Linked DNA regions of Homo sapiens: regions 2, 3 and 4 are each linked to region 1. A link is an interaction called in ENCODE POLR2A ChIA-PET data of the cell type or tissue named here. Cell type or tissue: OCI-LY7. All regions are shown on one strand. Links, peaks and the distances in the headings refer to the core of each region. The heading gives the core; the rest is flanking DNA. Region 1 overlaps ARID1B (AT-rich interaction domain 1B). Region 2 overlaps ZDHHC14 (zDHHC palmitoyltransferase 14). Region 3 overlaps ARID1B (AT-rich interaction domain 1B). Region 4 overlaps LOC101928923 (a long non-coding RNA gene).

The links. Peaks named below come from ENCODE experiments on the same cell type or tissue, not always from the same donor. Only the 100,000 strongest peaks of a DNase experiment are listed, where the experiment ranks them.
Region 2: POLR2A ChIA-PET joins it to region 1 with 5 read pairs; 1 of 35 experiments calls an interaction of 5 or more read pairs at or near these places.
Region 3: POLR2A ChIA-PET joins it to region 1 with 6 read pairs; 4 of 35 experiments call an interaction of 5 or more read pairs at or near these places.
Region 4: POLR2A ChIA-PET joins it to region 1 with 11 read pairs; 1 of 35 experiments calls an interaction of 5 or more read pairs at or near these places.

The regions. Positions count from the first base shown.
Region 1 is chr6:156,784,596-156,792,207 of GRCh38, forward strand. All of the region lies in intron 1 of ARID1B (AT-rich interaction domain 1B), which reads left to right. Among named protein-coding and RNA genes, the nearest start is that of MIR4466, 8.7 kb to the left of the region's middle. In OCI-LY7, for the core only: no CTCF peak of the experiment used is centred there; a DNase peak (open chromatin) is centred at 3,574; H3K4me3 peaks cover 835 bases.
Region 2 is chr6:157,582,661-157,590,272 of GRCh38, forward strand. All of the region lies in intron 2 of ZDHHC14 (zDHHC palmitoyltransferase 14), which reads left to right. Among named protein-coding and RNA genes, the nearest start is that of MIR3692, 57 kb to the left of the region's middle. In OCI-LY7, for the core only: no CTCF peak of the experiment used is centred there; a DNase peak (open chromatin) is centred at 2,851.
Region 3 is chr6:157,001,842-157,009,453 of GRCh38, forward strand. The region is part of intron 4 of ARID1B (AT-rich interaction domain 1B); the gene reads left to right. Among named protein-coding and RNA genes, the nearest start is that of MIR4466, 230 kb to the left of the region's middle. In OCI-LY7, for the core only: no CTCF peak of the experiment used is centred there; no DNase peak of the experiment used is centred there.
Region 4 is chr6:156,277,331-156,284,942 of GRCh38, forward strand. All of the region lies in intron 2 of LOC101928923 (a long non-coding RNA gene), which reads right to left. Among named protein-coding and RNA genes, the nearest start is that of SNORD28B, 98 kb to the right of the region's middle. In OCI-LY7, for the core only: no CTCF peak of the experiment used is centred there; DNase peaks (open chromatin) are centred at 2,171, 2,991, 3,451 and 3,741; H3K4me3 peaks cover 1,638 bases; H3K27ac peaks cover 2,500 bases.

The sequences.
Region 1 (7,612 bases), core at 2,257-4,756:
ATGATAGACATATACTATATAGTTTTAATTAGCAATTCACTTTGAGTGAGTGAATTTTTTCAGAGTAGAATATGTGTTTCCACTGTAAGTTTTCACTAAATATGTTCTATTTTCAAAATCTTTGACTTGGAGTAATTCTAAGAAAATTCTTTCCTTACATTTAGTTATTTGTTTTTCTTTTTGAGACAGGGTCTCACTTTGCCACCCAGGTTGGAGTGCAGTGGCGCGATCTTGGCTCACTGTGGCCTTGACCTCCCAGATTCAAGTGATTCTCCTGCCTCAGCCCCGCAAGCAGCTGGGACTACAGGTGCACGCCATCACACCTGGCTAATTTTTGTATTTTTCGTAGAGATGGGGTTTCGCCATGTTGCCCAGGCTGGTCTCGAACTCCTGACCTCAAGTGATCCACCCTCCTCGGCCTCCCAAAGTGCTGGGATTACAGATGTGAACCATCCTGCCAGGCAAGATTTACTTACTTAAATAGGATCCAGTAGGCAGTTTTCAAACCCACATCTGTATGGATCAATGCCAAGAATATTAGAAGGCTACTGAGTTTGACAGATGAACTAATGATGAAATTAACTTGTTTCTTGGATGAGATTTATTACCAGGCACCAGACTAAAGCCCTAAAATCTTAAGCCTATCTGGTTTATGAATAGCTACTCTTATTTCCATTATTAAAATCAGGTAGATGGCAGCAGAATCTGGAGGAGATTCACCCTCTGTTGACCATCTTCTGTAAGGTGCACTTCTCAGTGTCTTCCTGGGCCTTGATGAATGATGAGCTGGAGAACTAGACCAGAAGCCATTCCTTATCAGGTGACTCTGGAAGGGAAGCCATATTTGATGAAATCCAGAAGAAATCCTGGACCATAATGCTACATTTTTTCTTTTTTTGTAATGGGATGCTAAAAAATTAAATATATGGTTTTTTTTTTAAATAGAGGTAAGCTATACGTACATAACATACAACTTACCATTTGAACCATTTTTAGGCATACATTCCAGTGGCATTAAGTACATTGTCATTGTTGTGTGGCTGTCACCATCATCATCTATCCCCAGAACTTTTCCTTCTCAAACTGAAATAAAAATATTTTTCTCTTTCTTTTAAAATTGTTAGCTGCTAATGTGTATTGTAAGTAAAATAATCTTGTTTTTGTAACCATTAATCTTATCACTTCATAGTTTGTGAGTAAATTCTTCCGCAGACATTCCATCAGGATGCTAATGGTTTTTTTGTTTGTTTGTTTTTGTTTTTTATTAGTACATTACTTCCTCTCAATTCTAACTTTGGGGTAATCCTCATAGAGTTTGAGGATCTCTTTGGAGATGTGTATTACAAAGGTTAGTAGTTTCACTGCCAGTTATGTTATTAAAATTTTGAAAAGCAGCTTTTTGGAACCTTTCTAAAGTTTAAAGGTTGAGGGTATTTGTTGAGAGAAACCTGGGACTTGGTTAGATAATAGGGTGTGGAAATGAACTGTTACCATTCTCACTTTTCCCTTGCTTTTCTTCCCTCACCTTTTGCATTTGTAGTCTCTTAAAAATTATTAATTTTATTTTCCCACTATTAGTGAAAATCATTTATAGTGATATTTTTTTCTATTCTTTCTGTGTTTGAAGTTTCTGGGCATCTCACCCCTACCAACCCAGAGCAAACCCAGAGTCTAGGTGGTGCCATGTCCTTTTCCATAGTGTTCTCTGCCACCAAATTTGTGCCTCCCCCTCATGTTTTTACTTTTTAGTCCTCTGCAAAACTTCAGAAATTCTTTGTATGTGGAAAAATTACTAAATTAAGATGATTGACCTTTTAGAATTACATTTTAAAGGCAGCTGTGAAGGGAGACTTCTAGATCCTGCCTAGTCTCATGAACAGGCGTCTTTGGTTTGTGTAAGGTATTGGAATTGTACTGGAATTGCTGCTGATGCTGATAGGTAGTCACATCTTTGTAAGATCAGTTATGTACTTTAACACCAGCTTCCACAGAGAGGAAATGAACTGTTACTTAAGAGCTTGTACTGGGAAGCAATAGTTATTTCTTTAAGGTGTAAACATTTAGCATTTGTGTATGCAGTGAGGTATATGTTAGATAAATATCTACTCCAGACAGTCAATTGGCAAATATTTATTGAGCTCCCACTTTCTTAATCAGCCCTGTGCCAGAGACAGACAATAGCTGGGGTCTGGGGATTGCTGCTGTTGGTGTGCGGATCATGCAGAGATACTGCTAACGCTTGCTCCCTCCATACCTGGATCGTGGTATTGCTGACATCATTGACTTAGAACTGGCTCATTTAAACAAATTGCAGATAGCAACCATGTGGGTCAGCAGTCTATTTGGCCTGCTTTTTTTTTTTTTTTTTCCGGTGGGGCAGTATATTTTGGCAAAACAAAATCTGGTCAACAACAATTGTAGGTTGTTGTGATATAGTTGATGTGATCTAGTGACTCTTTTCCATTTCTACCAATCAGTTACTGGCTTTGTGCCAGAGCGAAATATAGATTCACTACCGAGAATAATAACTAAAAGAAGGAAAATATAATCACTTTCAAATTTATATAGAATGGTCCTTTTTCTTTTTCTCAGTTTTCTACATTACATAGATTCTTGGAAAAAAAGTTAAAACAGTCTGTTCAGATTTAGGAAGATACTTGGATTGCTGGGGTATTTTTGGTAACTGTTTAGATAATGTATGCTGGCTGAGGAGTAAATTCAGCTACTGCTTCTGGGTCCTGAAATAAACCTTTCAGAAAGCGAGGCATTGATGATTAGTGGAGGCAGTTCCAGAATTCTTAGTATCTACTGTTTCTTTTTGTGATGAGCATCTTAGAAGTTAAACCACTCACCATATTTCATAGCCTTATATTGAAATGATTGTTAATTCTAAAATTCATTTAGAAGCTGGCGTCTAATTTGTGAAATCTTGAGAACCACCTTTTAAGATTCAGTGACCATATATCAAGCTACACACCCATTTTAATGCCCTTTAAATTTTCTGTTACCACTGGTATATTTTATAATAAATTCACTCTAACTAATGAATTATAAATGACCTTGGAAATAGGAATGTGGAACATTGCTACTGCTGAGCAAGTATCTTTCTGAAGAAGCAGACATAATTCCGAGGGGACTGGCATGTTTGCTGTGTATTAGTTTATTTTGGTGATTCTGAGGATTTGTGAGCGAATAAGCTTCTATGATGAGGCATCCTGACACAATGGTAAGATCATGGGCTTGGAGCTGGTCAGACCTTAGCTCATTTGGAGGCCTCAGCACCCATTTTCTCTGCACTCCAGCAGGGGGTCAGTTTCCTTACCTGGAATGTTGGCTGCTGGGCAGGGTTGTTGAAAACCTTCACTGAGGTCATGGATGTCTATCTGTGGCATCTGTATGTGGCCCCTCTCTTCTCTGCCTACCTGCCTTCCCATGTGGGGCTTGTTTTCTCATTCTCTGCCTGGTCCTGCTGTACTTCGGGGTGTGGCTGACTCAGGACAAGCCCTTGCTGGCATCAATTAGGTGATGCTCAGCCCCTCCCAGCTCCAAAAATCTGTGCTGCTTTGAATTTTTAAACAAATAGTGCCTAATCAGCTATGCACCGCTGAACAGCTTATTAAACCACACTAGATCCCAGACATATTCTGTGAATATAAACTGAGACCTGTGCAAATACATAGATTTTTGCATTCCACTGTAGTTTCCCTTACAGAATGTGGTTTTGTACTGATTGGGACTCTTGCTCAGCAGTTGTATAAATTGGTTTTGGTTTACCCACAGAGCCTACGGCTGATGCCATTGGCCCCAAGCTGCTACCCCATTCAATATCCCATCCCTAATATTAATTAGTGGTCTCTTCTCTGGCCAACAATCATTCCTCTGTTATACTTCCTAAACCTTCCCACTTTGATGATCTGCAAAAAATGACTGGCTTTTTAGGAGAATTACTTTTTGCAAAGGAACGAAGTTGCAAAAATTTAAAAGTAGGCTTCTTGGAGATTTTGGGTGCTAGACTTTGGTCTCTCATTAGCTAAGTAACTTGCTTCTGTGTTTGCTTCATCTTCACTGAATATATGATTTAGACTTGATCCTTAGCAAAATTATAATTTACTATGCATGGAGGGTTAGGGCTGCTCTTAAATAGTCAAAACAGGAATGTCAAATCTAAGAGTACCGGGGTCCTCCCTCAAATATATAAAGAGCAATTTTTTTTAAATGCTGAGATTTATAAAACTATCAGGGACAAAATGTAATTCTATTATGAACAAATACTTACTGAGCACCACTTGGTGCTTAAGATACACAGAGTAAAGATGACATATGATCCTTAATTTTCCCAGGTGTATTATCATAGACTCCTGGTGTTTTACAAAGTGGAAATTAAAGTGAATGGCTACAGTTTTCTTCTGTAGTTCTTATGCAAAAAGACTATATTCCTCAAAGTGCACCATCTAAGAAGTATTTATGGAGTAAATGATGTATCCAAGCTGAAACTTTCCTAACGAATGTATTATTCATTTCCAATATCAGTTGCAAGGAAATCCGTTTGGTCAGTATTTGCTATTCTATGTGGAAGGTCAGTGTACTTGGAGATTGTTCTTTGGTGCTGTGACGTTGATGAGAAAGTGATCCTAATTTGGATTTTGTATTGGGTGTCATTCATATGGTGATTTTTCTGCTAAAGAAAAGCCTTCACATCAGTAACATGAAGGATTTAATACTCAGTTCATTTACTTCACTGTATTGAACTGTGTGCGTCAGGGCTTTGGAACTATAGATTCGTGTCATCACAGCAATAATGTGGGCAGAAGGCACATGTTTGTGAAGAGCTCACTGTGTGCCAGGCATCATGCTGGGTGATGGGATTCTTTGGTGACCTCCACAAATGGACAATGCAGGAATTAAGGACAAGTAAACATGCTACACAGTAAGGTGTAAAGGATTTTGTGAAAGAAGTTTTGATGTTAGAGGGTCACTTTATATAGATTAGGTTGGGGTGGAGTTGAGGCAGGAAGGCTCCTACAGCAAAGGAGGTCTGATGAGCTAAGACTTGGTTAATGAGAAACAAACAGTGAAGGTAAAGAGGCATGGGGCTTGGGGCAAGGGCTAGAGCCAAAAGCTGGCAGGTTAGAGAGCACTGGAAGATTATGCATTTACTAGCTGTGTGACCTCAGGCAAGTCACTTCGCTTCTCTGTGCTGTGTGGTTTCCTCATTTGTCAAAGAATGGGAAAGGATACTTAACTCATGGAATTTTCATGAGGACTAAACTTTATAAGAAACGTGTATGCTGCTTGGCAATGAAAAGGACCTTTTAATAGAGTAACAAAGGATTGTATTTTCTCATGAATAAGGAATTAAAATGAGTTAGAGGCAATTCTCTATTAGTTAATTTAACAAGTTACTTAGCAGCCTATCGGTCTTTCAGAGCAAATAGGTTTATATTTGAAGCTTAGTTCTAATCCATACCATGGCAGTTTTCAAATTTCCTGATATGTTTTTACCTTGTCCAGTGTTAGGAAAAGTAAGTTATTGAGCAATTCTAAAATGTTTACTGTAGTTTGCCTGTTTTTTAAGCAGTCATATTTTTAACTGGTGAGGAAATAAATTCAGAAGATTTATAATTGAAGAATTTAATTTTCCTACCATCAGTAAACATTTAGTGACGTTGGTGTAGGGGCACTGTACCACAGAAGTAGATATCCAGAAAATATTTGTAAATTGTTAAACATTGTATTAATTGTTGAGCATAGAGTGATGTCCTTAGATTACTGAGTAAACAGTGGTGATTAAATTAATTAAGATAGTTTGTGGGGTGTTTAAATTTTACTTAGTATTCCATTTAATTAGAAATACAGACAATAACTCTGGCCTCATAAGCAATCTGAATTTTGAGTTGAAGGAAATGGGTGTCTGGCAGACAATTTCCAAATTGGTAAAATGGATCTTTTGCTTCTACTTTATTTTCTTCATGTATTAAACAAGTATTTATTATTGTTGACTGTTGGAAAATTTTAAAAATTACAGTCATACTTTTTATGACTTTGCTGGGTGTGGAAATCATCCCTTTCCCCCCATCTTAGTGCCAACTGCCTTTAACCTGAATTGGCTGATGCAGAACGCATTTCAGGAAGGCGCCATGCATACAGGAGGCAGAGACATGCCCTCTGCAATCCTGACTTTTCCTCTTTCACCCATGTCTATTGTATATGGCAAGACTCTGTCCTTCCTCCTCCACTCTGATATTGGTCGGAGACACAAGCACTTAGAAGCACCAGTGTTTTATTCTACAATTAATTACTGAAGAGGGAAATTGAAAGGTAAGCAGTTTTGTGTTTTATCTTTTATTATGCATTAAGTTTCTGTAATTTTCCATATTGCTATATTATTAGTGAGAAAGAGAAGAATAGAGAAAGATGGAGAAGATGAATTTTATTTAAGACAGTTATATTTGGATAACTTAAAAGAATATGCTTTTTTAGTCTAAATACCCTTTCCCAGTCTAAGTAGTTTCATGCTTCATGGAAAAACTAATGCAAAGAAGTTGTAATCAGCTGTTAAGATATTTGAGCCAGCTGGCTGTCAATATGTTGAAGTTTTATTCTTGGTGCATCCACAAATTCCATATAAATGTATTTTATGAAGAGGAAGGTGTACTAGCATGGCTAAACTGGTAAAGCTGAAATCTGGATTTGATTTGCATATGTGGTATTTTTCAGGGACTCTCAAACTTTCACACATGAAATAAACGAGGTAATGTGTATGGCATCACATGATCAAAATATTTTTCCCCTTGCTGCTGCCAGAGCTATCTATTGCTTTTCAACAGTCTCACTTGTTGGGCATCATGCCAAGATGTTTAAGACAACCCCTTACGTGAGCTGTTCCATTCTTAACCTCTTTGACTGAAGTGCCGTGACCTTCACATATGTAGATTAGCCATGTGCTCTGTGAATTGAAACTTGCTGCCTCAGGAAGAAAAGGGTTTTTCTTTTTATTCCACTGGGAATTTGACGGCCATTCATCCCTGACCTGGGCAGAGGTAATGCAAGGAAATTGGATTCAAACGGAACACGGACAGATAACACAGGGAGGCAGTCAGCGTGTACAGGCAGGCAAGCTTTCTACCTGGTCCAGGGTGAAAATACCCACCGTCTGTTCACAATGTGCTGATGTGCAGGATCCGAAGAGCAACTGACAGATGGAGATAGAGAGATAAATGTAGGAATTCTGGAACCGTGTCCTTTTAAAAAAGGACATTGTTATTATGGGCATTGCTAATTCGTTTTGACTCTCCTCTTTCTCTTCCTTTCCAAACTATATTTTTGAAATCTTTGAATTTTTGTTTATTTCCTAATGCTAGGAATTAAATACTTTTGACATAGTGGACAATTTAGATGAGTCTTTCAAAAGCAGAAATCTTTAAAAAAAAGGAGAGATGAATGTATGACCTGTATCTGGAATTTTGAAATGAATTGATACTTAGAACTTTACTCATATGAGAGTTATTAGCTTTGTAATAGCTGAGTATTTTTATTATAGCACTGTTATTTATGGCTCTTCTAAGTCTTTCTCTAAACCTACATTTCTTTATTTGAGAGGCAAGAATGAGAA
Region 2 (7,612 bases), core at 1,759-4,258, 800 kb after region 1:
TTGTTTCTCTCATTTTCATCTTGGAGAATCTGATGATTATGTGTCTTGGGGATATTCTTCTTGTGTATTATTTTGCAGGAGTTCTCTTCATTTCCCGAACTTGAATGTCAGCCTCTCTAGCAAGGTTGAGGAAGTTTTCATGTGTAATATCCTGAAATAGTTTTCCAAGTTGCTTACTTTTTCCCTGTCTCTTTCAGGAACACCAATGAGTCGCTGATTTGGTCTCTTTACATAAGCCCATATTTCTCAGAGGTTTTATTCATTCTTTTTACTTTATTTTCGTCTAACTGAGTTATTTCAGAGCCAGTCTTTAAGCTGTGAGATTCCTTCTTCTGCTTGGTATGTTCTGCTGTTAATACTTGTGATTTCATTATGAAATTCTTATAGTACGTTTTTTATCTTTTTCAGATCAGTTTGGTCCTTTTTTATAATGACTGTTTCATCTGTCAGCTTCTGTATCATTTTATTGCAATTCTTAGATCCCTTGGATTGGGTTTCAACTTTCTCCTAAATCTCAATCATCTTTTTTGCTATCCATACTCTGAATTCTATTTCTGTCTTTCAGCCATTTCAGCCTGGTTAAGAACCCTTGCTGGGGAACTAATGCAATTGTTTGGAAAGAAGACACTCTGGCTATTTGAGTTGCCAGAGTTCTTGGGCTGGCTCTTTCTCATCTGTGTGGGCTGGTGGTCCTTTAACTGTGATGTAAGTTGAGTACAGTCAGTAGACTTTTCTGGATGTTTTCAGAGGACCAAGGCTTTTTGCAAGGTCTTTATTTATAGTTAATTATTGTCCTTGGTTTCGCATGGGGAGTATATTACCAAAGGTGTTTTTTTTTTTGTTGGTTCGTTTGTTTTGTTGTTATTGTTCTGCTTTTTTTGTTTTGTTTGTTTTTGGTGTTGAAGTTTTGGGCTTTGATACAGTAGATGGCACTTAAACGTAAGGGCCAGCAGGTAGGCTCTTCCTCAGCCATGCAGCTCCTTGGCGTTTCCACACATTTTCAGCTGTGTGCCCTCTCAGTGTTCTGAGGTGTAGGCTCCTCTCCCACTTAGGTGCTGGCTGCAGATCTCGGCTTGGCACTCCCAGGATGCCCACTGCAGCTCTGGGGTAAGCTCAGGCTTTATATTCTGTCCTCAGCTTGGAGGCAGCAGAGGAAGGGCCCTTAGCAGTGGTTGTAGCAGAGGGCCTTTCACTTCTGTTGTGGGGCTCCACCCACCAAGAGATGCAGAGCCATGATCAATCATTGCGATTGGCCTGGGATGGGGCAGCTGTGCTGTGGACCTAAGTGGAGGGGACCCTTTCCAGTGATGAGCAGGGTGGGTGGGTGGGTCCCAGGGGAGACAGCCTGGCCTCTTCTCCTTAGGGCAACTGCAGCTTGCTGGCAGTATGGTTGAAGCACTCAGGGTCTTTGTTCCTTTCCCAGTCCAAGGGCAGCAAGGCAGCACCCTTGCAATGGCAGTGGCCGAGGAGATCTCGGTTGCCTCTAGGAGCTGCACCTCAGAGAACTGCTGAGCTACTGGTCTGGATGGGAGTGAACACTGGGGCAGGGAGGCTGCACTGCTGGCCTGAGCCAGGGACTCTACTTGTTGAAGAGTGGGGCATGGGGGCTCACAGGGAAGAGACGGGACTCCTCTCTGGTGGCTGTGGTGTGCTGGAGGTGCCAGCATAGTGACTAGGCCCTTTGTTCCTTCCCCAGCCCAAGGGCAGTTAGGGCACTACCACTACAGCTGCAATGGTAGGAAAGAATCTTACTCTACATCTTTTATAATTTGGGATTTTTCCTTTTGCATTGTAAGAAAGCAGAGTCCAGTTACTTTATATGGTAACACATAGATATTTGATCCCTGAATTTGGGGCAGGAATAAATCTGATGGGAGACAAATGGATCTATCAGGATGGAAGTGCTCTGCTATTCCCTCAGGAAGAAAAGATGACTTACTTGAAGTCACAGGCAGAAGTTAAACAGCTGATAGAAGGCCTCCAGCAAGTCCAGGAATTCTGTGTGAAACAATTGTCAACGGGCAGCTTCCCATCCTTGAGCCCACATGCCGCACAGCCCCAATTTCTTCATCCCCAGCTCCCCTAATTTTTGCCCACAGGCTGGTTGCAAGGGTAACACTAGATGTAAGTGCTGTTATTATTTCTGTCTCCATGCCAGCAACGTCCACCAATTGGTTGGGGGACTATATGAAGGAAGAGACCATTTTACATACTCTTTCAAAATGCTTGTGTATAAAAATCTCCTTGAAAAATACTGACTTGGGATGGGCACGGTGGCTCATGGCTGTAATCCCAGCACTATGGGAGGCCGAGGCGGGTGGATCACCTAAGGTCAGGAGTTCGAGACCAGCCTGGCCAACATGGCAAAACCCCGTCTCTACTAAAAATACAAAAAAATTAGCTGGGTGTTGTGGCAGGAGCTTGTAGTCCCAGCTTCTCGGGAGGCTGAGGCAGGAGAATTGCTTGAACCCAGGAGGCAGAGGTTGCAGTGAGCCGAGATCGCGCCATTGCACTCCAGCCTAGGTGACAAGAGCAAAACTCCATCTCAAAAAATAAATAAATAAATAAATATACTGACTCATATACACTTGCCTAACTGCTAGAGGTTTTCCCCCCAAAATTCTAGTGTTTGACCCACTAGCTATTGCAAATGCCTATTATTCCTTTTTCAATTGCTGTATTTAAGCCACAAAGAGCAGCCCAAAGAGGCAGAGGCACAACTGTTACCAACAACCAAAGGAAACCAAAAATACAAAAAAAAAAAAAAAAACCCAAAACCAGAAAAATTGAGTAGAGCAGGAACCCTCCCTCTGCTTCTCTCTTTGTGCCACATGACACAGGCCACAGGTGTTTGTGATCTCCAGATGAGAGAAAGACTTCATGATTGGCCACTGGCCTCAGGCTAGAACACTGAAGAAAAAGTTTCTTTGTGCCAAGGTTGGTATGTGAAGCCCTGGGTTTCAAGCCCCCTTGTTCCCATCTGCCCTGGATGCAAGTGTGTCTGAAAGCCATGGGCCTAGGCAGCTGTTGGATGCATTGTGTGGAAGAAAGAACAGCGGGGCTCCCTGAGGTACACAGCTGGCCTTCTCAGCCGGCCCTTTTTGGGGGTGCTACCTGGCCATGCGAGGTTGGCTCTGGATCAGCAGCAGCTTGTGGATAAGTTTTGAAAGAGTCAGATCCACAGAGCACCTTGGAAAGGTGTCCTCTGCAAGTGAGGGGCTATAGGCACAAGAGTGGCCTGCCTGGTGGACAGCGTTGCAGCACTTGAGGGCCTGTGGCTGTGATTCCCAGGCAGGGTGGAGGTGCGGGAGCATGGCAGTCCTCCATCTTGGGCATCTCCTATGTGCTAGACTCTCTGCTGGATGATGGGGACTTGAAAGTGGATAGGCCGTGGTCACTGCCCTGGAGCAGCAGGAAGATCTGGAAACAAATCCTCCTGACATCATCGGTACTGGGTCTTCCCTCTGGCCTGTAAACACCACCAGCAGAGAAGAAGTCTGAGTTCCTGCTGTGTCCCCAGCTCAGAGCCCAGGGCTGGCCCCCAGTAGAAGCACAATACAGATCTAGTGGCTGGATAAATAAAACAAGGCAGGCGCAGTGAGAGCCCAAAGGAGGAAACAAGTAACTCTGCTTGCAAAGTGTTTTCACAAGAGAAGCTGGAACTGGCCCTCAAAGGATAGGATTATCTGCGCAGACAGCAGGAGAGGGAATCCCGAGCAGAGAAAATATCACGTGCAAATGCCTGGAAGTAGAAAACAGCATTGCCCGCTCAGGGAAACCCAAGGAGGCCACCGTGTTTTGAGCATAGGCTCCATGGAAGATCGTGCAAGGAGAGAGAAGGTTCATGGATTGTGTGCTGTATGGGAGGGCCTGAGTTTCTTGATGGGACTTGCATTTAGAAAGCTGACTCTTTAAGGGCCAGGAGAACAGATCAGATCAGAATGGGTGGCAAGACGGGCTCAAGACTTGCTGTGCTCATCAGACAGCCCAGCAGAGCCCTCCCAGGACCCCAGCGGCCCTCGGCAACCCCTGGTGCAGCACCGGCTTATAGTAAATCCTTCATAAATATTGGTTGACTTTTTTCATGGCATCGCTGGGCCCTGAATCCAGGTCTTCTGATCCTTCCATTTCTTTTACATAAAGAGCTCTCCAAATATTTAGTCAAAGAGTTTTGGGTTTCGGTTTAATTCTTAAGCTTCAGTTTACTATGTCTTTTGAATTCTAGCTTTCAGCATTTCACCTCTTTGTAACAGAGGTTCAATCTTTTAAAAAATGCACTTTGGAACTAAAGATCAATAGAGTTTATCTTCAGGAGTGTCAGCAAATACTCACTTTATCAAGTCATTGCTACTCAGAACTAGGCTATTTAAATAGTTGTAGTGTTGATACGTTTGTCATTCCTGCATTTTAAAATATTCACCTTCACAATTCAGTTTCTAAACTTTTCTACTGAAATTAACACAAATGTTTGACTGAGTTCGTATTTTATAAAAAGATATCAGGTCTAGTTTTTCTACCCATGTTTGCAGGAGTAAATAGAGGCAATAGATTTCACAGCTGACATTAGGATTATTATTAATCTAGGCCTCAGTGGCACCCAGCTGGCACCCATAGAGACCTGACCTTATCTTTGATGGATTCAAAGCCAGTGATTTCTATCCAGTGCTCAGGGGAAGCACACAGCCGTGCCATCTCTTTGTTCTCTCCTTATTGCAGAATCAGTTGCAAGGCCTCCCTCTTCTTAAGGCCCCTGCTTTTGGAGCTCAGCACCTCTCCAGATGCCTGTGACATTAGTGCCATTTGATGGGGCAGCCACCTGGGGTGCCAGGCAGATGTGGCACCTGCCAAAAGAGGGTATCCTGCTTGGCAGGGCAAGGCCACCCAGAGTCCTTGGACTGGCTCCACAGCTGTTCAGTTATTCTAAGCAGAAGGTTTGGGCCTCAGGAAGAGAGAAGTAGGAGACCTGCTTCTTCCTCCTGCCATTGCCCCGCCCTGCCCTCCACACTGCCTGCTCTCCCTCGAACCTGGAACTTTAATTTTCCATGAATAATTCATGGCCAGTAGCAGTTCAAAGCACTCTCCTTAACTCTGGGATTGTACTTTCACAAACACCAAAGCCTTAGGCTAAAGGGCTATAGCAGCTTTCCAGACCTCTGACAGCCATTTAAAGAAGACCAAGGCTGGGCACAGTGGCTCATGCCTGTAACCACTTTGGGAGACCAAGGTAGGAGGATCACTAGCTTGAGGCCAGTTGCTTGAGACCAGCCTGAGCAACATAGTGAGACCTTGTCTCTATAAAAAATTTAAAATTAGGCTGGGTACTGTGACTCATGCCTGTGATCCCAGCACTTTAGGAGGCCAAGGCAGGCGGGCCACCTGAGGTCAGGAGTTTGAGACCAGCCTGGCCAACATATAGTGAAACCCTGTCTCTACTAAAAAAAACACAAAAATTAGCTGGGCGTGGTGGTGCACACCTGTAGTCCCAGCTACTTGGGAAGCTGAGGCAGGAGAATGGCTTGAATCTGGGGAGGCAGAGGTTGCAGTGAGCCAAGATCACGCCACTGCACTCCAGCCTGGGTGACACAGCAAGACTCCATCTCTCAAATAAATAAATATATAAATAAATAAATAATTTAAAAAATTTAAAAATTAGCCAGGCATGGTGGTGAATACCTATAGTCCCAGCAGCTTGGGAGGCTGAGGTGGGAGGATCACCTGAGCCTGGGAGGTCAAGGCTACAGTGAGCTATGATAGCACCACTGCACTCCAGCCAGGGTGACAGAGTGAGACTATTTCTAAAAATTAAAAAATATACATTTTTTAAAGAAGACTGCAGGGAGGGGCATTCCTTTTCGAGCCCCTGAATCATGACATGCGAATCATGGGTACTGTCAGTGAGTGACAGCAGCCCTGCTTGGGGGCAGAATGGCACAGCTCTCCAGATACCCTGAGCTGTTCTAAATCACCAAGTGCTCTGCGTGAAAACGCTTGGGTGTGGGTGTGTTCTGTGATGTGGCCCCTCACCTGACTAAGCTGCGTTCTCTAAGGGTAGCTCTTTATCATACAAGTGAGTGTATTTGAGTACATAATAAAGAGGCACATAGGAATGTGTGGACTGGGGAGTATTTACTGGCACCCCACAGTGGGGTTCTCAAACCTGAAAGTTTCAATCACTGGGGAATCTCGGTGAAATGCAGATTCCCATTCCATAGTTGGGACAAGCCAAGAATCTGCTTATGTGCTAGGCTGTCAGATGATATGGATGCTGGTGGACCACTCTTGGAGCAGGCCTTCTCATCTTTGGCTGCAGATTCCCATCTGTATTAGTCTATTTTCACATTGCTATAAAGAACTACCTGAGGCTGGGTAATTTATAAAGAAAAGAGGTTTTATTGGCTCATGGTTCCACAGGCTGTATAGGAAGCATGGCTGAGGAGGCCTCAGGAAACTTACAATCATGGAGGAAGGAAAAGAGAAAGGAAGGAAAAGAGGAAGGTCTTAAATGGCCAGAGCAGGAGGAAGAGGGTGCAAGGGGAGGTGCTACACCTTTTAAACAATGAGATCTCATGATAACTCACTATCAGAAGAACAGCAAGGGAGAAATCCACCCCCATGATCCAGTAACCTCCCACCAGGCCCCTCCTCTGACATTGGGGATTACAATTCAACATAAGATCTGGGCAGGGATACAAAACCAAACTATATCAACATCTCGGAGGAGTTTTTAGACATCTCAATGCTTGATATGGTTTGGCTGTGTCCCCATCCAAATCTCATCTTGAATTGTGGTTCCCATAATCCCCATGTGTCATGGGAGGGACCCAGTGGGAGGTAATTGAATCATGGGGGTGGTTACCTCCATGCTATTCTCATGATAGTGAGTGAGTTCTCATGAGATATTTGCTTGGCACTTCTCCTTCCTGCTGCCATGTGAAGAAGGATGTGTTTGCTTCCCCTTCTGCCATGATTGTGAGTTTCCTGAGGCCTCCCCAGCCCTTCAGAACTGTGAGTCAATTAAACCTCTTTCCTTTATAAATTACCCAGTCTCAGATATGTCCTTATAGTAGCATGAAAATGGACTAATACAGTATATTGGTATTGGGTAGTGGGGCACTGCTATAAAGATACCTGAAAATGTGGAAGCGACTTTGGAAGTGGGTAACAGGGAGAGGTTGGAACAGTTTGGAAGGCTCAGAAGAAGATAGGAAGATGTGGGAAAGTTTGGAACTTCCTAGAGACTTGTTGAATGGCTTTGACCAAAATGCTGATAGTGATGTGTACAATGAAGTCCAGGCTGAGGTGGTCTCAGACGGAGATGAGAAACTTCTTGGAAACAGGAATAAAGGTGACTCTTGTTATGATATAGCAAAGAGACTGGTGGCATTTTGCCCTGCCCTAGAGATTTGTGGAACTTGAGAGAGATGATTTACGGTACTGGTGGAAGAAATTTCTAAGCAGCAAAGCATTTGAGAGGTGACAGAGCATAAACGTTTGGAAAATTTGTAGCCAGATCATGCAGCAGAAAAGAAAAACCCATTTTCTGGGGAGAAATTCAAGCTGACAGCAGAAATTTACATAAGAAACAAGGAGCTGAATGTTAATCACCAAGACA
Region 3 (7,612 bases), core at 1,819-4,318, 220 kb after region 1:
ATCCCCCAGGAATTCGGCCGGAGGAGAGATGGACTGAGTTTTGGCGATAGGTCGCACACCTTACCAACAGCAGGCGGCGAGGGCTCCCCACGCTGCTCGTTTCCAGAGGTGCCTCGTATTATTGAGAAGGCGTGCAGTGAATGAAAATGTGTCCACACAGCTCCTGCTCTGCCTGTGACATTGGGTTGCTGTATATTAGCTGGGATAGTATATTTCAAATTGCTTTCTCAATTGCAAAGTATGGTAGAAATAAATATTCGCTTTAATTTAGTAACTAGAACTTAGAAAAGTTCCTCCTGTTTCCTGATTGCCAAGTCGGGATGAGAAATAGATTTCATAATTATGATACAACTTGATATCTTGAGATAAATGTTTAACTTTGAAAGTTAAACATGGTATTTTTTAAACTTTATCATTTTGTGTTCATTTTGCACATCTCTATACCTCCAATTTTGAAAAGAATTTCTCCCAAAGTTATCTTTATGTTATCTTTACTCTCTGCTTACTGTTTTAGTTTGGAGGCTTCTCCTTTAACCTGTGGATTCTAAAAGCCTTCTAAATCTGTGAGAGGACTAAAAATTTCCATATGTTAAATTTATTCTTATACAAAGTTGACACTTGTAATACACAAACCTGCTTTGCATTTATACAAAGGAAACAAACTTAACTGTGTAGCCACTGCATTGCATTTTCCAAGTTCCTGAGGCCTCCTCATTCTATTTTATGATCTATTTTATGGTTGTGATACATTTGTCCTTGGGAAATGCCTTAAAAACATTAAAATAATTTCTTAGAATTGCTAAATAGTTGCTGGAGTATTTTAATTTAGTCTGCCTGAAACTGTTAATTTGATCTTTCATTCAGCCCATTTTTGTTGAGCATCTGCTGTGTTATAAGTGAAGCTGCAGTAATGAACAGGAAACAGACCTGCCCTCATGTTACTTTATAATTTAGTGGGAGAGAACATCTTGCAGGTAAAATGCAAATTGATAGACAGGATTATGTAGAAAACAGTGTTAATCTTTTCTTAAGTAAGAAGACATCTCAGTGACATCTTAGACTTGAAGGACAGTAGCCAGGCATGAGAATGAGAAGAGGACTGTAGGCAGAGGAGACAGCTGAGACCAGAAACATGCCAGAGCATGGTGTATTCCAGGAATTCCAAGGAAAGCAGCATCCATTAGGGAAAGAAGTGTAGGAAGTGGGAGGCCGGGAGGATGGTGGGGAGTGTAAAGGCTGGGGCCCCATCACAGAGGGGCTTTGAAGCTCCTGTGAGGAGGTTAGCCTTGATCCTAAGAGCAAGAGGAAGCCATTGGAAAGAGATTTTATTTTCGCCTGGGACATGATCTGAGTACACTTGAATTTCAGAAAGATCTTCCTGACTGCCATGTGGAGAATGGATTGGAAGGGACCAGACTGGAGCTAAGGATGCTCTTGGAGGATTTTGTGTATGGACAACACAGCCATGGAGGTTGGGTACTGCAGAGGGTGAGGGAGCATCATGTGAATGCCTGGCCCCTACCTCGTACTGTACATCCCGGACAGCCTTACATGGGGGCTCTGCCAGAGGAGAAATTATAGACATTTGTGATTGAGATTATTGTGGTCTAGATTTAGGCAGTGACAGTAGAGGTGAAGAAAAGCAAGAAGATCCACAGGCCTTGTAATGTATGGCTGTAAAGGCAAGGGAGTCAGGGAGATACCTGGTTTTCTGACTGGGCTTATCTGCCTGGAGAAGGGTACATGGGAAAAGGAGCAAGGTCATTTTTTGTTTCATCCTCAAAAGGGAATGGACTACTTACAGTGAAGTGTTAATGGCAGCTAAATTAAGTAACATCGAGTCTTCTTATTTATTTATTTTTTAAGAGTTAGGGTCTTGCTCTGTCACCCAGGCTGGGGTGCAGTAGCACCATCATAGCTTGCTGTAGCCTCGACCTCCTTGGCTGAAACAGTCCTCCTGCCTCAGCCTCCCAAGTAGCTATGACTATAGGTGCGCATGACTGTTCCTGGATAATTAAAAAAAAATTTTTTTTTTTCACTTTGGCCGAGAGTTCAAGGCGAGGCAAGAGGATCGCTTGAGCCCAGGAGTTCAAGACCAGCCTGGACAACATGGTGAAATCCCATCTCTACAAAAAGGACAAAAATTAGCCCGGTGTGGTGGTGCATGCCAGCAGAGTAAAACCCTGTGTCAAAACAAACAAACACAAATAAAAACAAAAAACAATACCACCACAAATTTTTTTTGTAGAGATGAGGTCTGGCTATATTGCCCAGGCTGGTCTCGAACTCCTGACCTCAAGCAATCCTCTCGTTCTCCCGAAACCCTAGGATTACAGGTGTGAGCCTTTTATCTCTGCCTTTTATCTGTTTAAAATCCAAGAGCTACTGATTAACATTAGGGCACATGCTACGATGTTTTCCATGGAAATGTCTTAAATTTGGGAAATTAAATATAGGCCAAAAAAGAACTTGAACTCTAATACTGCCTTGTAAATTATATGTTTGCTAAGTGTTTAGCAAGTGAAATCATTTTGCAGCCCTGAAATGTTAAATGAAGCCATTTTGTTCTTCCTGTGAACACATGTTAGAGATCTAAGTGATAAAATACCATAATTTTGCTTGATTTTCCGAAGTGTAATTTCTTGAGAAAAAGGCTCGAAGAACACTGGGGCCATGGAAGGAGATTAAATATTAATTTCATTTCACAGATTTTGAAATTTTAAAACATACATTGTAATTCAGAAGGTAAAGTTGGTCTCTTTTATAAGAACTCCCCCCAAAATGATAGTTACCTTAAATTTAGAAATGTGTTCGGAACAGCCGTGCACTTGGACTTGGCTGTGTTCACCACTTGCGCTTCCCTTGAGGCTGGAGTGATTTTATTGCCGGTGTTAGGGGAGGGTGTTGGGAAAGTACACACTTTGTACCATATTGCTTATAATTATGTCACTTTTCAGCAGTGAATGTTAGAAAGAATTTAATTGGTTCTCTAGTTCTTGTGTGTGTACTTTTCACATGTAGTGGCATTTCTTTTTTCTTTTTCTTCTTCTTTTTTCTTTTTTTTTTTTTTTTTTTTTTTTTTTTTTTTTTGAGATGAGCCTTGCTCTGTTGTCCAGGCTGGAGTACAGTGGCGTAATCCCGACTCACTGCAACCTCCACCTCCCGGATTCAAGAGATTCTCCTGTCTCAGACTCCTGAGTAGCTAGGACTACAGGTGTGCACCACCACGCCTGGCTAATTTTTTGTATTTTTAGTAGAGACGGGGTTTCACCATGTTGGCCAGGCTGTTTTTTGTTGTTGTTGTTGTTGTTGTTGTTGTTGTTGTTTGGAGAGATGGAGTCTCGCTCTGTCGCCCAGGCTGGAATTCAGTGGTGGGATCTTGGCTCATTGCTACCTTCACCTCCTGGGTTCAAGCAGTTGTCCTGCCTCAGCCTCCTGAGTAGCTGGGATTACAGGCATGGGCCACCATGCCTAGCTAATGTTTTTGTATTTTTAGTAGAGATGGGGTTTCACCATATTGGCCGGGCTGTTCTCGAACTCCTGACCTTGTGATCTGCCTGCCTCAGCCTCCCAAAGTGCTGGGATTACAGGCGTGAGTCACCGTGCCAGGCCCTTATGTAGTGGCATTTCTAACACAAAAGATTTATTTTTACCTAAAATGACAATACTTACTGGGTTGCCAAGGAGAATAGTTAAGTTGTAGCTAAAGATGAAAAGCCCAGAGTAGGCAAGTAAGAAAACCGAATTGGTAAAACTTCTTTCTCCACAGGACTTCTGTTAGTGATTTGTTCATGAACTTTGAAAGGAGCAATGGCAGTTCCTCCCCGATCTCCGTTCTACTCACCACATCCCAATACCGTAAAGTTTATGAGCAGAGGAATTTAACATAATGCATTTTAAGTTCATAAACTAACAAAATAACTTCAGATCTTTTAAAAATGCTTTTTAGAAGTTTGGCCTGCATTTCTACCTTTTTCACCATATTCTGTCTCCTCAGCTACCTCCTAACTCCCTGAACTTAAAACTCTCTGGGGTCGCTTTCCATTAATAGCTTTTGACTTTGTTTCTTATGCTTTGGAAATGTATGCCATAGCGACATTGCTATTTTAAGAGGCTTTTATATATTCACGTTTTCTCCCTCTTTTCTCTCTGTCTTCCCTTGCCCTTCCTTCTATTCCCCTTCTTATTCTTGCCACCCCACAACACCCCCCATTGAGAGATCCAGGCAAGATAGACTCCTTTGCCCTTGGTATTCCGTGGAAGTTCAGTGCTATCTGATCTCACTGTTAGGGAAACAGACAGCACATATTCTTACCTCAGGGAACTAAGATCTAGAGACCATCTGGAACCATCTCTGAGCTCTGTCATTGATGGGCAGTTTCACACAATCTGTTGATTGATAATGTTATATCAGAGCTTCAGTGTATTGCAAGCCATTTTATGGAAATACTGGTGATAAGAGTAACCTGATGTGACATGGTGCATGTGGAATACTGTGTTAGGTCCTCCCCCACCTCCCTCCTGGGGCAACAAAATGGCCATTCTGAAGAGAGAAATTATATTCAAAGAATTGTAGCATAAGGTTGAAATTATATTGTTTTATAAAATATCACTACAGTATAGAGATGTCATTAGAGAGCAGTACCAGTTAAGCAGCCATCATTTGCATATGCCTAGGAGAACGTTTTTAATAACTAACCTAGTTACCAGTAAACACACAGTTTTAATTTATTTCAGTTATTAACCATTAGGAAACTTCTTTAGGTTTTTTATCATTGGAATGATGTCAACAAGAAATGTGTAATCAGAAGGAAGAGATACTTTACTTTGCTGCAGATACTCAGAGCAGTATGTAGTGTTTTCATAGACCAGAGAGGAGCCTGCACTGTTATCATTTTTTGTGAAGAAGCTTTCAGCACACAGCTGCAATTTCTAAATTGAATATTTTTATTTCAGAATGGAAAAAGGAGACTTTATTCACAAGAAAGTTTACTTACCAGAAATTTTTTGTCTTTTTTCACGTGGAAGTAATCCTAAATTACTCTTCCTTAAATGGAAATGTTATCAGTTTGCTAAAGAAAAAATGCTGTGTATTCTAGGCACATGTGTGTACACACACACACACAGACACGCAAAGTTTATCAGGCACCATGATATGGTCCCATCCTTTAACTTTGTAATTCTGCTTTTGAGAATCTTTCCTAAGGAAATAATCCAAAATGTTGGGGACATGGGAGAACTGTGTGTATAAAGGCATTCCTTGGTATCTTATTTAGGCAACTGAAAAATTGGAAACACCCCTGAAGGACTCATGGAAGGGACGTAATTTAATGAATTCCCGCACATGCCTTCAAATGGAAATTCTTTGAGACTAAAGATAATTGTTACTAAAACTTTCAGGAAGGTAGAAAAATGCTTTTTAATGTTAAATTTAAATTCAGGAATTTCCCCTAGTTTTCTAAGTTTTCTGTATTTGTACTTATATTACTTTCATAATGAAGAGAAAGAATCCCAAAATGTTATTCTTTTCTGCTCTTTAATTGTTTAATAAGTATTGAAAATTGCTGCCAGACTAGGGTCAACGATTTTAGGCACTCTAAAGCTCTTCTTTAAATACATTAATGTTTTCTACATATTTTGGCAATGTTTTGTTAATTTAAAGCGAACCATTTAGCTTCTGTTACAGATTTGCACGTGCACACATAGACACAGCGGGAAGGATGAGCACTAGAATTTGAAATATTAAAATAGAAAGTAGAGAATTATAAGAAATGAGTCAGAGAGTTGTTGTAAGAAGATAATTGCAAAGAAAAATTTGTGGAACATCAGTGTTTTTGAAGTTCCATAGGAATTTTTGCAGCAATAGTTAAGGAAGCCCTAAGTTGTTTTTTTTTTTTTTTTTCCCCAAGACAGAGTCTCACTCTGTCACCCAGGCTGGGGTCTCCTGCCTCAGCCTCCCAAGTAACTGGGACTACAGGCATCCTCCACCATGCCCGGCTAATTTTGTGTATTTTTTAGTAGAGACGGGGTTTCACCGTGTTAGCCAGGATGGTCTCGATCTCCTGACCTCGGGATCCGCCCACCTCGGCCTCCCAAAGTGCTGGGATTGCAGGCGTGAGCCACTGCGCCCAGCCTAGGAAGCCCTAAGTTTTAAAAACTTTTTAAAGTTTAAATTAAGCAAAGAGCTTCATCAAAACATTTAAATTCGGCAAATAAGTGCTATTACAGAGATGCATAGATTTGTTTTTCCTTTTCTTACTTTCCCTCTCTTCCTCCTTCCTTCCCTTTCCTTCCCCCTTTTTTGTTGTGGTAAAATATACATAACATAAAGTTTACCATTTCAACGATTTTTAAGCACACATATTTCAGTGGCATTAAGTACATTCACATTGCTGTGTAGCCGTCACCACCATCCATCCATCTCCAGAAGTCTTTTCATCATTCCAGACTGAAATTCTGTACTCAGTAAACACTAACTCTTCATTCCCTCAGCCATGGCTACCCCATTTTACTTTTTGTCTCTCTGAATTTGACTACTCTAGGGACCTCCTGTAATCTTTCCCTTTTAACCTCCATGCTGCTAAGTATTATTGAAAGCCATTCCCTCATTCCAAAGTTACTGTTATCTTCTGTCTTCAAAGGCTCCGGTTCAGAGTCCATTTAGGGGGTTAAAAAACATGGATTTGCACCCTGATCTCTTCAGCTTAACTCAGACATCATTCTCTGACTTGGACACCTAATCACTGTGATTGCGATTTTTCATTACTGCATTCCCTATTAGTTGGAAGGATTTTAGGCAAATGTGACTTTGAGTTGGGTGGGAGGTGGTGGGAGGCCTTACCAAGCATGGCTCACTTAGCAGTATTGATACCCATCTCTCTGTAGAAGAGACCTCTGGGTACGGGATCGGCGGGGGAGGGGGGCGGCGCTCAGATGACAGCATGGGTCCTTCACTGGTCATCCTGACAGTGACTTGTCTGAGCTCTCACAGTTTGTAATGGGTGGTGGTGCTGGGAGCTGGCAGGTTTCAGTTTGACGCTAGCACACCCACCTTCCCAACTACTGCCAACTGCCTCCAGTGTTAAGATGTTTGGGCTTCCTTTAAGAATATAGTTTAGTTACAGACAATCTCGAAGAAGGTCAATAATTCACTGGGTTAGCTTTTAGGCCAACCCTTCATATAATAAAATAATCGGCTTCTTTGTAAATACCAGTCATTCCTCTGTGCTTGGCCTTTAAGATATTCTTCATATAGGGTTTAGGAGAAGGAAGCCCACTGGTTACTGAACTGAAGCAGCCATCAGCTACAGAGACAGTAGTGCTCACAGTCATTTGTAGGAAACTATAAGTGTTGATGAAAAACTGCAAGATTTCACTGGAAAACACAGTAGTTCTGTGTTGAGTAAAATGGAGGTGCAGTAAGGAAAGTGAGGCTTCAAGGTGGTAATGGCGTGCAAGTCAGTGTTTTTGAGCAGAGAAGTGATACGCACAAGGCTGTTAGTATGAGGAACTCTTCTCTCAATGACCTGGAAGAGATGACTAGAGGCAGGGAGGCCAGTTAGGAAACAGACAGAATAGCGGAAAAGTTGGCCCTAAACTAGGTGATAGTACT
Region 4 (7,612 bases), core at 2,012-4,511, 510 kb before region 1:
TCCTATCTTCAGCCAATTGTTTAAATGAGTTATTTTCTTACTGTTGAGGTTTTAGAATTCTTTATGTAGTCTGCTTAGAGGTTCTTTATCAGGTATGTGTTTTGCAAATATTTGCTCCCAGTCTTTGGATTCTCTTTTCATACTCTTATATAAGAGCCAATTTTTTTATTTTGATGAAGTTTAGTTTATGAATCAATTTTTAATGGATCAAGCTTTAGTGATATATCAAAGAAATCTTTGACTAACTCAAGATCACAAAGATTTCCACCTGTTTTCCTCCAGAATTGTTACAGTTTTGAGTTCTACATTTAGGCATATATTTCATTTTGAAGAGTTTCCATTGGTAGAATGTGTCTCAAAGTTCACCAATCTTGGTGATATCATTCATCTGTGTCCCCACTCAAATCTCATCTTGAATTGTAGCTCCCACAATTCCCGCATGTTGTGGGAGGGATCTGGTGGGAGGTGATTGAATTATGGGGGTGGTTCTTCCCTGTGCTGTTCTCATGATAGTGAATGAGTCTCCTGAAATCTGATGGTTTTAAAAACAGGAGTTTCCCTGCACAAGCTTTCTCTTTGCCTGCTGCCATCCATGTAAGATGTGACTTGCTCCTCCTTGCTTTCCGCCATGATTGTGAGGCCTCCCCAGCATGTGGAACTGTAAGTCCATTAAACCTCTTTTTCTTCCCAGTCTCAGGTATGTCTCTATCAGCAGCATGAAAATGGACTAATACACTTTGTTTCTCATTTTCTCTACCATATTGAACTATGTTTGTATAATGTGAGGGTAAATAAACATGAGTTTCAGGAATAAAAGGGATCAAAAACTTGAATTCCCTCATATTTGTGTTTAAGATCCTATCACAGGACATGGAATCTTAGAAAGTGAGCCAACACAGGAAAAGTAATGGAAAGTTCTAGAGTAAGCCTTATTCAAAAGACTTAGCCAACAAACAGATCAGAGTAGGTGGAAAGAGAAACAAGGGTTAGGAGGCTTTCAGGAGAAAGAAGAGTGAAAAGAGGGAGGGAGAGTGCAAACAGATACTTAGATGTGTTTGATTATTTGAAAGACTTTACAAAGCATTTGACAAGTTTTGATCTCAAAAAAAGTTTAAAGACATACATAAAAATAAGCAAATAAAAAATTGTATAATTATTAACTTCAGGAAAAACAAAAAGTTGTACAAGAAATGAAATCTAATAATACATGACATGGCTTGACAATAAAAATAATTTACCTACTCATAAAAACATAAAAACTGTCAGATAATTAACTGAAAATATAATTCAATTGAATGAATGAGTTAGTCACGGGAAGAGTTGTAGACAAGCTAAATCCTCAACTACCATTAAAGAAATGTAAGAGATATTGACTCAAACTAAATACTCAACACTATAAGCACATTTCTTAGAAATATGGAGGTCACCACCTGAAGTTAACAGCTAGAAAAATTTGAAGTGATTGCTTCTGGGCATAGAAGGGTAGGGAGTGGGTGTCCAGTGGGAGGGCTAAACCCAGGGACTCCACGTAGAGTGGAGAAATGAATAGATGGAAAGTGTTGTTGTTGTTGAATTATGAACATATATTACTTTGTTTTCAAATATTGATTTTTAAAAATGCAAGAAGTTACTCTTTAAAGTCTTATTAGTGAGTCTCATAAATAGAGCCTTTGACTAAAGAAAATCAGCAGGACAATATGGCTATCCTGGGAGAGAGAACCTAAGTAGTGTCTGCTGTCTTCTCTGTGTTATGAGAACATCTCTCACATTCCATTTCCTCTCTTAGCCCCTTTTGACTTCTCTTCCCATCTTTGCAATCTTCGCCACCCTAAGGGTCCCTGAAAGGTCACTGTACTCTAAAATTGGAATAAATCATTGCTTTCAAAGGGAAATAATCAAATGCAAGAGGGAAGGGAGTGGTGGTTCCAGATTCTACTCAAAATCCAACCACAGTTTATCCTAAATGGTGTCAGCCAGCAATAGGCTTTGTGCTGCTGCCGACAAATGCGGTTCTCTTAGGACTACTGGGTGATAGTGACAGTGATGTTGCTGTGGTCTTCTCTGGCCATTCTGTCAGAGGAAGGGGTGTTGTTGGTAAAAAAACAGCCCAGCTCAGACAATGCAGCAGCTGCCTTGACTAAGAATAGAATCTGTGTTTGATTTGAATTAGCCATTTGAAACAAGAGCAAAACAGCTCTGAAAGTAGTACCATCTGTTTTCCTTTAAGGCTGGGTCATAAATAACAAGATGAAAATATATTTCCTGTTCTGCATTTGTGACCTGAACTGCCTTCCACTGTGCTGTCACTGACCACTTCTGCTGTAAATGCACATGACATTAATTGGGCAGCTGTTGGCTATGAGGTGTGTAGACTTTGTTGTTGCTTTGTTTTGTCTTGTTTCCTAATCTCTATACTTATCAGGAGCTCCTTTATTTCACCTCTCACATGTTAAGCAAAAAAAAAAAAAAAAAGGAAAACAAAAAAACATAAAGAAGTTATTCTTTGTATATTTTTTAAAAAACAACTCACACTCCAAATAGCGAAGTGATCAAAGAGTGTAAAACTGTGGCTGACAATTCCTGCATGGTAGAAGGATATCTTCCAAGTCAAGGTCAAAATGAATTAAGAGGTAAGGGAGAAGACAGGGAGATTATACAGCATTATTCACCAGGCTGGACTTCCTAATCCCCATAATATAAGAATGCAGAGAAGAAAGAAGCATCAAGAACAGAGAGAAGATTCCACAAAAGCACAATTGTTCCTCCCATGGAGATCAGGACTCTGTCCTTGAGTCCTTCCAAGCTGGGCTCTGCACCAACTGTAAACTGTGATTGACCAGCACTTTCCTTAGTTATCTTTTTAACTGTCGTTCATACTGAAACAACTCTGGTTTTGTTTCCTCGATAACTCAAAGGGGAAAGGCTATGATGGCTGGTAGGCCATCCCCTTTTTAATGCTCAGCTTGGCTAGTTGCCAACATAGTCTACGAGGCATTTCAGATGACAGACATGCAAACATGAAACGCACCATAAAGGGCTGGGGTCTGTGCAGGTTTTAGATCAGCCAACCATGAAGGAAGCTGCACTTAACAGTGAATGTCTCCAGGTTATAATAACATGTTCTTTTAAGAAACAGTGTGGAGGGTAAGGGGAGGGAGAGCATTAGGACAAATATCTAATGTATGCGGGGCTTAAAACCTAGATGATGGCTTGATAGGTACAGCAAACCACTATGGCACATGTATAGTTATGTAACAAACCTGAACACTCTGCACATGTATCCCGGAACTTAAAGTAAAATTAAAAAAATAAATAAAATAAAATAAAAAGAAACAATGTAGAGCCAAAGACAGACAAACAGAAGTGTTATGAGGCACATCCAGACGTTAAGAAAGGTGTTGCCTTGGAGACCTGGTACAAATGCCGGGTCCTCGGGATGACGCTGCACACTTGACAACATGGAGCCCAAGCACAGCAGGGACCACACAATCATCGGCTGAGAGATCGTAATAGAGAAACAAGGTTGGGGAGGACCTGGTAACACCATGCTTGGACAAACACAAAAGACTCCTGATGAGTTTTCCTGCCTACAGGCTCTGCCTATCCAGACCACTCTGGACCATGTTGACAGATTAATCTGTCTTTTAAAAAATGCTGTCAAGACAACAACTACAAAAAATCCAACCACCTCCATTCATTTCCTGTTTCTTCAAAATCATCCTTTCCTCCCAGTTTGTCCCCAGACCACCCCTTTAGCTGGTCTCCCATGGCTCACCACACTTCTGCGTTTGCTCCTTCCAAAGCCTCTGCTTATAATACACAACTCTTGCCCCATTTCCATCGACTACATGAGGCCTCCCACCCATCCTTCAAGGCAGGATCTTACCTCACTTTTCCCAGAGTTTGCTCCACCACTCCAGCCATGGGAGCTCCATGGACGAACAAAAAAAGATCAAATATGCTTTGGAATCACCACATATGGACTCTTCCTTTTGGAGAGTTATTATGTAATTGTCACAGAAGGCTCTGAGAAGTCACACAGTGAAGAAACCTTTTGAATCTTTCTGGCTTGTGGTAGCTAAACATATTTGACCCCAGGACCGTGTGAATCATAACAAACTAGGGGCTTTTTTTTTTTTTAAGAAACCACTCAGGAAAGCACTGACTGAAACCCACCTCTTTCAGGAAATCACTCCTGAACACTCCATCCCATCACTCTAGCCCTGCTGAACTTAAGACATAGTGATTGTTCGCACTTCTGCTTCAGTACGTGAAATGTCTGGCCATCTTCTTATATATGTATGTCAAAATGATATTAATAGTAATCATAATAGATACAATTTAATAAGAACTAGTTACTTTCCAGGAATGAAACCTAGAAGTCATTTAACCAATGGTTATTCTTTACTACAAGGTCAAAGTAATTTCTCTATGCTGAATTTTCCTTTGTGTTGAGTTAAGAGAGTAGGATAGTAAGAGCCATGTGCCCTTCCTATTCACCTTTTGTCTGGTTTGGTTTCATTTCAACATAAAAACTAAGTCTTATATCATTGGTAAAAGAAAAAGTACAAAGTTATATGCAATGGTTACTTTTTAAGATAAAGGAAAAATGAGAATTAAGAAAAGGACTTCAAAGTTAATTTACCAAAATCCAACTACATCCTTGACATGTGCTGACCTCAATAATGCATTAATTACAAAAGGATTAACACTTTTCTCCATTGTAACAATGTAGTCCTCTGTCAATGGAAGGTGATAACAATATTTGCATTCATCCATTAGCATAGGATTCATAGATTATGAGAAAGGTCTTAACACTCTTCCTAAATGAAGTCAAGCATCCAGTGAAGGGACAGAGCTTCTTTCATAGTCTAAGAAGAAGAAACATTTTCAAACACTCAGCAACATCTTGCTCCCTGCTCTGCCCAAAGCTGCTAGGGGTGCTAGGAATGTGCTGACTGGCAGTATTTAACCTGTTTGCATGTAACTGGCTACACTGCATCAGCAACTCATTCTGATGATACTGTACAAGACACTATTTTCTGCATTATACACTCAGCCTTCCCTTTTTCTGCTGCCCACTCAGATAACTGTCAAATTTCAGATTGGATGCAATGGCTCAGTGAGAGAGATAGAAATAAACGCTATTTCTTCCCTGAATGATTCAACATGTTGCAAGCATGTTGGACTGGAGAATACCATTAGCATGGTAAATTTTAGTTATAAACATTTAGAGTTATTTTTTTCTTAACTAAATTCCAACACCAACTCTACTACTGTCTATGCCTTGAAATAGGATTTTGTACTTTTTGTGGAATGACATGACTCTTTAAAAAATGTAGTAAATATAAGGATATTTGGGCCAGGGAAAGAAAAAAGGATTTATGAATAGTATACACACCCTCAGGGGAATTTTTCTTACTCTTTCAAGTTTGTCCTCTCCTCTAGGTCAAGTCAGTAACACTGCCAAAGTCTTTAGAGGCATAAGAAAGCCTTTCACATGCTTATAACCTTGAAAGATGAATAGAAGAATATCTAAGAACTTCCCTTAAAGGTTCATTGTTTTTTCTCTATGAAAAGGATATTTGGTTGAAAATAAAAGAGTTAATAAAAGTGCCAAATTCTACCACATTTCTACCACTATTTAAACTAGTTACTTTATCGTACACACACTTCCTGAGGTTTGAGCTCTTAGGCAACGTGAAAGGACGTGGTGGCATCATTTGATAGGCTTGGTTTGGTAGGCAGAGTACTCAGCTGACTCCCATAATTTTTGTCTCTTTGTGTCCCTTTTGCCCATGATTATGTTCTATTGCATGGCAAAAGACATTGTGTAAATGTAATTAAGGTCACTAATCAGCTGACCTTGAATTAATCAAAGGAAAGGTTATCTGAGAGAGCCTCAGCTAATCATATGAGAACTTTACAAGCAGAGAGTTTTCACCAGCTGGTGGCAGAAGAGGAAGGCAGAGATTCAAAGAGTTACATGGGATTCAACATGAATGAAGTCCTCTGTTGCGGAGATAAGAGAACCATGCATAAGGACTTCAGTGTGTGCACTGGGAGCTGAGAGTGTCCCTTGGCCAACAGCAGGCAAGAAAATAAAGACTTCAATTCTACAATCAAAAGGACCTGAATTCTGACAACAATCTGGATGAGCTTAGAAGGGAATTTTTTTCCAGAACCTCCAGGTTAATTCCAAACCCCTTGATTTTGGTCCTGTGAGACCCTAAACAGGGGACCCAGTTGTGTCTACCCAGATTTTTGATCTACAGACCTATGAGATGATAAATGGGTATTGTTTTCGGCTGTTAAATTTGTGGTACTTTGTTCCACAGCAATAGAAAATGAATCCACTTGATATTAATTGAGAACTGGTCTCCAAACTTTTTCCACTATTCTCCTGCTCAAAGTCTCCCTTTCAACCAAATTGTATTTAATGGCTCCTAAATATACCTTTTGCTTTCTCCTATTCTGTATTTACGCACATTATTTCACCATTCTGGAAGGCCCGTTTTCTGTTTAATCAACATCTTTGAGACCAACTCAGATGTCATGAATGAAAGGATCCTAATACAGCCTGCAGTTCTCTCTCCAAAATCGAGTACTCTTCACCTGTATAATCTGTTGTCAATTAATCATGTCCCACTTTATGGTACATTTTCTATGTGGTCTGTATCCTTATTTTATTACTACCTAGTTTTTGTTAATTAGTGAGGATCTTGAAAGCAAGGGCTCCTAATTTTTATGCCTCACTCTACCCTTTATATACCTTGCACATCACAGGCACCCAATAAATATTTGTTCAATTGTTTTGTTCTAAAGTATCTCTCTTCAATGTTAATGAGATTAAATGACACCAAAAGTCCAAAGAAAACCTTATTAGCCAAGCAGTAGGAATCTCAGCAGTGACCTGCCCCACATTCTGCGTGGCCTTTAACTATCGTGAACCCTAAACACACTTAAACTGTCAAAATTAAAAATGTAACTGCAAAAACAAGATAATCACAGAAAATAATTTTTGCCAATTGATTTGTGCGACTTTCAATGACATTGTAAGCACCCAACTATTCCCTGAGCTGCCAATTTGCCTAGGAAGGGATGTTCTCCACAGACTGTATTTACAAAGAATACACCATTCACAGGAATGTGCAGGAGAGGAAAAGCACCAGAGAAAATACAAAGAGTTTTGAACGAAATGCTGTTAACAATTAAGAATGATCAACAGAACAGGCTTGAAGAGGCAAGGGCCGGAAGTTACTTGTAGCGTTGCAAACCAGGTAATTTGGTATAATCCCTTGAAATACAAATGGGGCTTAAAATCCCAGCTTAGACATTTACTCAACTAAATGAACCTATTTTAAAGTTTCGGGGAAAAGCAACAAGAATATAATTTGGAAAAATAATGAGAGTCAACTTTGTCACAGCCCAGTGCCTCCCTCTGACGTTACCACCCAACCCCATAGCAACATGTTGTTCCACAACCGTCTGAAAATTAAACTTGAGCCTTAAAAATGTCACTATCTATTTTTCTTTGTTTCTCAAAGGAAAATGTAAAATAAAAATCAATTTTACATGCATTTTATGTGCTCTCTAATATATATAGAATCAT